2 separate regions of the Homo sapiens genome follow, and region 2 is linked to region 1. Evidence: chromatin contacts called from ENCODE Hi-C data. All regions are on one chromosome and are shown on one strand. The core of a region is the stretch at or near the end of the contact, and the rest is flanking DNA. Distances in the headings are between cores, read along the strand shown. Region 1 holds the start of USP46-DT (USP46 divergent transcript). Region 2 overlaps DCUN1D4 (defective in cullin neddylation 1 domain containing 4).

Region 1 (2,829 bases), core at 216-2,715:
GATTTAAAAAGCTATGTGATGGGGGAAGGGCAGCCAGATCACCTTACACCAGGGCTTCTCCATCAAGCTTCCTTGGATTCCCTTTAGGGGCCAGTATTACTAGCTTCAAGGGAGGTTTTCCTCAAACTGGCACTGTAAGAGCACGTGTTGCCTCCGGGGACCCGCTTGGGAGGGGGCTAGAGGGGAGGCGGGGTGCAGTCTAAAGAATGTAGGCAAAACACACATCATCTCACCCTGCAAGGGACAGCAATGCCTTACTCCAATCTGAGCTCCCCAAAGGCTCTGACAAGTGGAGGCGCCAGCAGGGTCCAGCCTGGGGACCCAAGGGCTGGAGGTTCTTCCTACAGAAAAAGGGAAAGCAATGGGGGAAACCCAAATTAAAGTGACCACCGCATCATGGGCTCGGACTGCATCAGAACCCAGTGATGTCCCTGGCTGTATCCATGCCCGCCAGCCTCCCCTAGGTCTACAGCGGATCAGGCAGGATAACCCTGGAGACCTCCTCCAAGCCCACAGCCCGCCCCACCCTTAGGGCCTGCAAATATTACCGCCACAGAGCCTTGTCCCTTTTTCACAGATGGGGAAACTGAGGCATGCGGAGCAAATTACGGTGCTTTTTCAAACCAGGTTGAAGTTCACTTCTCCAGCCACAATTTTGCACTTTTTTTACAGCTTTATTACATTTCCGATTTCTCCAGATACACAATTGCTATTGCAAAGTGAATTTTAAACACCTCGGAAGGACTGAACTCAAAATGAGATGAGGGCAGTCTGGACGTCCAATAAGGCTGTCTTGACCGCAAGAAGAGGATGGGTGCCCCCCACCTCCAGCTTATCCCCCACCCCCTCCCCGGGGACGTTCAGGTTCGGTCGCTTCCCTTCCCTCAAGCCGCTTCCACCGCAACCCGAGGGCGGGGGGCGCAGCAGCGCGGCCCCGGGATCGCCGGGCGGGTTCCGAGGTCCCGGGGCTGAGACGGGCGCCGGGGGCTCGGGGACCCTCCCCGGCCGCTGAGGTGGCTGCGGCCGCGCGCCCAGCTCGGGGGCCGGGAACTTCTGGCGGCGCGGACCCCGCCGCCCCCGCCGCCCCAGCCACCGGGCGTGTGTGCAGCTCGGGCTTCCCTTTCTTTGCCTCGCCGCGAGTCGGGCGCGACCCCGAGGCGGCTCGGCCACTCACCATATTACAGATGGAGGCGATGTTTCGGACAGTCATTAGTCTAAAGGTTGCAGCGATCCCTCACCGCCATCTTTACAAGGGGAAACCGGGACTGCCCATGGTGGCGCGCTGGCGGGGAGGCCGGGCGGCAGCGCGGCGGCCTGGGGTCCGGCTTTCAGTTTGGCTGGGAGAGGGAGGCCGGGAGGAGGAGGCGGCGGCGCGGGGAGGGCGGGGAGGGAGCGCGGAGGGGCGGGGAGTGGCGGAGCGAGGGAGCCTGGGCCGCGGCCGGCGGCGCGGGGAGGAGGGGCGGCCCGGGCGCGCCGCGTGAGTCCGAGCCGGCCGCTCAGAGCGCTCCAGGCTGGGTTCCCGGGCCCCGCCGCGCCGCCTCCTTCCCAGCTCGCCCGCCCAGGCCTGGCCTCCTGCTTTTCCATTTGATTCCCTGCCTCTTTCTATTCGGACTGGAATGCCGGGCCAGGCTCCGGGGCGCGCCGCTGCGGCAGCCGCACCTCGCAGGTCCCCCGGCCGACCCCGACGCGGAAGCGGCGGCCCTCCTCGCCGTCGGGGAGCCAGGGAGCCGGGGACGGTACGGTGCGCGGGGTGGGGAAGCGGGCGGCCCAGGCCGGGGCGAACCCGGGGCCGCCTTCCGTCCTCGCTTTTTCCTCGTCGCCTTCCTCCTGGCGGGCCTCGGCAGCCCCCGGTGTTTATTTTTTGGCGAGGGGTAGGGGTGGCGACGTCCAACTTTTAGTTCCTCCCGAGGGTTCCAACCAGATGGCACCGGCGGGGACCCAAGAAGTAAAATGGGGCGAGGACACCGGAGCGGTCAGAGAGCCCTCGCCAGCTGCGGGCCGGGCGCCCGAGAAAGGGCGCCGGGAAGGGGGAGGAATCCGGGTCTGGGCGGAGGCCAGCAGCGGCGCGCTCGGGCGGCTTGTGACATTAGCGGGTCCAAAGGAGACGTCCCGGTTCCGCGCAAGCACTAGGGACTGTCCAAGGAGTGGAAAGAACGAAAACAAAACTTTTCCATATCTTCAAGGCAGGCATACCCCTCTCGGGTGCACCCAGCCTCTAGTTGTTGAGATGGGCGCTGTATGGGATCATGCACATTTCCCGCATTAAAGGTCGTGGCTGCGGGCTCAGAGCGCGAGTCTGTGCACCACTTAGCAGATAGGTCCACGCGAATTGAAGGGGCCCGTTTCTGAATGTGTGGAACAGTTACACATACAAGGTTGCAATTCGATGCTTTCAAAGGAGAAATTGTACAAGTGAGATGCGTGATAAATTCTTAGATCAGTGTATTTAATGACAAATTGAATCAGAAGAAAAATTAGTTGAAGATAGCTTTTATCTAACCAAGAGTAAAGATTTGAGAGCCGTTGATTGCTAATATCCCTAGAATCTGGGGAGGAAACAGTAAGACAGACTTGTTGACTGAAGGTTTTGGGAGTCATGTCACTGTGTTTTCCAGTGGACATGAGAAATAATATTCCTGCTTAAGTCTTTCAACCTAAATATTATTTCCAAATACATCCTGATGATAATTTCTTCCATTGTAAGTCATGACTGATTTTCTTCTCTCTCTCTCTGTTTTTTAAGAGACAGGTTCTCGCTATGTTGCCCAGCCTGAGGCTGGGCAGCCCCGAGTCATCCCAAACTCCTGGGCTCCAGCAATCATCCCACCT
Region 2 (2,700 bases), core at 96-2,595, 760 kb before region 1:
TTTATGTGCTCTAAAGGCAGAAAGTAGTCGATCTTTAAACTATTTTGTCTTCTATTTTGGATTTCTTTTCTATTTTTGCTCATTTTAATTTTATTAAACCTATCTAATGAAATATTTTGATCTCAAACTAGAATTAACAAGTATAGAACAAAATATTTTTATGTATTCATATATGTCTTAGGCCATTTAGGCAGCTATAACAGAATGTTTTAGACTGGGTGGCTTATAAATAAAATTCCAGAGAATTTTATTTCTCTGGAGGCCCAGAAGTTCAAGACCAAGATGCCGTAGATTTGGTGTCTGGTGACAGCCTGCTTTTTGATTCATAGATGGTGCCTTCTAACTGGGTCCTCCCATGTTGGAAGGGGCAAACAAGCGCCCTTGGGTCTCTTAACTAATCTCATTCAGGAGGATTCTGCCCCCAGGACCTAATAATCTCACAAAGGCACCACTTTTTGATACCATCATCTTGGGGGTGAGGATTTCAACCTACAAATTTCAGGGGGATACAAACATTCAGACCCTTCATTATATTTGGTTAAAATGCTGTTAAAAAAAAAAAAAGGTTACTGTATGATGGGAGTGTGATAGAAACAGAAAGCCCATCGGCTGTGAAACCAGAGTTTTTAATCATTTCTGTCATTTCCTGGGTGTCTCTGGTAGCATCCTTAAACTAGGGTGGTGAAGTATGGCTTATGGCTTATGCCTGGGCTCTCAGAGGAATTGTGTGCTTGGCTTCCCTAGGGCCTGTGAGCCTGGGGCAGGACGTGGGTGGTATGAGAGTTTGGACTTAGGCCGGCAGCTGGTAGGGAACATCTATCCTTGCACTCCTGAGATCATTCCCCTGCCAGAGAAGACACAGCTCCTGTTTTGGTCTGATGAATTAAGCTAATTGTGGTGCTTAAACTTAAAAAAAAAAAAAAAAAAAAAAAAAAAAACAGTGACAATTGTTAATTAACTGCAATAAACTGATGATGGGCTGGAAAAATACTAAGTGAAGGGGCAGGGGCCTTTTCCTGGGTAATAGGGGAAAGCTACCTCTGATTTTATAAACTTCGATGATTACTGTGTTGATTTCTGTCCTTACAAATCTGTTAGAGCAGCAAACTCAAAAAGAAATTATCTTACATTGTGTGCATTTTTTTGTGTTGGGAAATGGTGTTCCTTAGAAGCGTGGCACTGTCACTGTGACTTCTACACATTTTTTTATACATGGTACACAGAAACATGTGGGAAGACTTGAGTTGAAGATGTGACTGCTTTCTGAGGTCACATTGGTGGCTTACATGTCCCAAGCCAGGCTCTAGAGTCCTCTGAAGATGTGTACGTTGAGTGGCCACTAGATGGCAACCTGTGGTTCTGGACAGGGTGACTCAGCAGCCTGTTTCACTATTGGGGGCCAGTCCAGGGGCTTTGTGTGTTCAAGACACCCTTTAAAGCAGATTAAACTCTGTATTGGCAACATTAGCTCCCAACCCCAGGTTTTTAATGGGTACCAGAGTTAGTAATATTACTTGTGTTTTTTATGTTTAAAGCACAAGAACTGTTCATTTCCTGCATTTCAGACAGGATCTCTGAGCATCTTTCAAACATAGGGACATCTTTTTGCCAGGATGTTGGGCTTGCTCCCAGGCATGCTGCAGAACTTCACATTTCTTCTCATAGCTCTGCCTAGAGTTTACAGCTAACTTTATTTTCTTTTAACTATGGGGTAGTTATCTAAATGAGTGCTTCCTGCTCTTGAATCTGTTAAAACAAACAACCGCTCTTCTTCTTCGTAGACAGGACTAAACTAAACTACCAGTCAAATCTATGGCTTTGGTCCTTGACCCTCTTTCCGGTGAAGAACAGGGACCTCGACCTTATGTTTTTGGGTTACCCAGTTTCCCTCCTCTTTGACCCTCTCCGATTATTATTAATATTATATTATTATATACACACCATTAAAAAAATCTAACCCTACAGTAGAAAATCTAACCCTATAGTGCGAATTCAGCCCTGCCTCCCAAACTTACTCCTGTTTACTGCTTTCTTGTGTATCTTTCTAGTCCCTGTGACCCCCTCATTGGGATTCTGGCACTAGATCTCTAACTGGCTCTCAATATCTCTTTTCCTTCCCACCAGTCCTTCTCCATGGAGATCAAGAGTGAGCTTGTCAAGATGCAGCCCTGATCGTGGTCTTTCTCATAGTGGCAGGTGGCCTCCATTGTTCCTAGGATGTAATTTTAAAAACCCTCACTGTGGACTACAAAAGCCTTTTATGAGACTGACCCCATGTTCCTCTCAGCATCATCTTATACCTCTTTCCCACTTCCTCTATCCACTCCAGCGACAGTGGCTGTCTTTTAAGTCTGTTGGACTTACCATACTCCCATCTGCTTCTGGGCCTTTGCCTATGCTGTTCCTAATAGACAGAGAGCCTTTCCCACCTCTCCAAAATATCTAGTTCCTGCTTATCTCTCAACTCTCTTAGCTTATGTGTCATTCTCTTGAAGAAGTCTTTTCCGACTCTAAAATAGCCTAATTTTAATCTTTTTTATTTTCCACATTAGGAAGAAATAAGGGGCTTTCTAAATTGTTCTGTTTCATAGAAATTAAACATTTAATATAATTGCAGGCTTTTAGATAGTTTATCATATCAACAAAGAGATCATAAGGACTTATTTGTAGTTAGGTACAAAGAAGGAGCTTTCACAGGCT

What was found. A loop is a pair of places that touch in the nucleus more often than their neighbours do. Pooled maps may share reads with other maps.
Region 2: a loop to region 1 is called in a map of naive thymus-derived CD4-positive, alpha-beta T cell, with 20 times the contacts of the local background. The contact joins the enhancer-like site here to the promoter of USP46-DT in region 1. A Hi-C loop is called at or near these places in 4 of 168 maps with a recorded cell type or tissue (CD4-positive, alpha-beta memory T cell, naive thymus-derived CD4-positive, alpha-beta T cell and natural killer cell), 3 of 37 single-sample maps with no recorded cell type and 12 of 50 pooled maps.

The regions. Positions count from the first base shown.
Region 1 is chr4:52,657,941-52,660,769 of GRCh38, forward strand. It overlaps USP46-DT (USP46 divergent transcript), which reads left to right and starts at 1,466. Exons shown (of 2, transcript NR_125363.1): 1 at 1,466-1,736. It overlaps USP46 (ubiquitin specific peptidase 46), which reads right to left and starts at 1,361. Exons shown (of 9, transcript NM_022832.4): 1 at 1,175-1,361. The coding sequence starts at 1,210. RefSeq lists silencers at 815-1,334, 1,345-1,774.
Region 2 is chr4:51,894,651-51,897,350 of GRCh38, forward strand. All of the region lies in intron 7 of DCUN1D4 (defective in cullin neddylation 1 domain containing 4), which reads left to right. Among named protein-coding and RNA genes, the nearest start is that of DCUN1D4, 53 kb to the left of the region's middle. Within about 2 kb of position 1,346, at least 14 of the 41 ENCODE cell types and tissues checked have a DNase peak (open chromatin) inside an H3K27ac peak, as active enhancers do.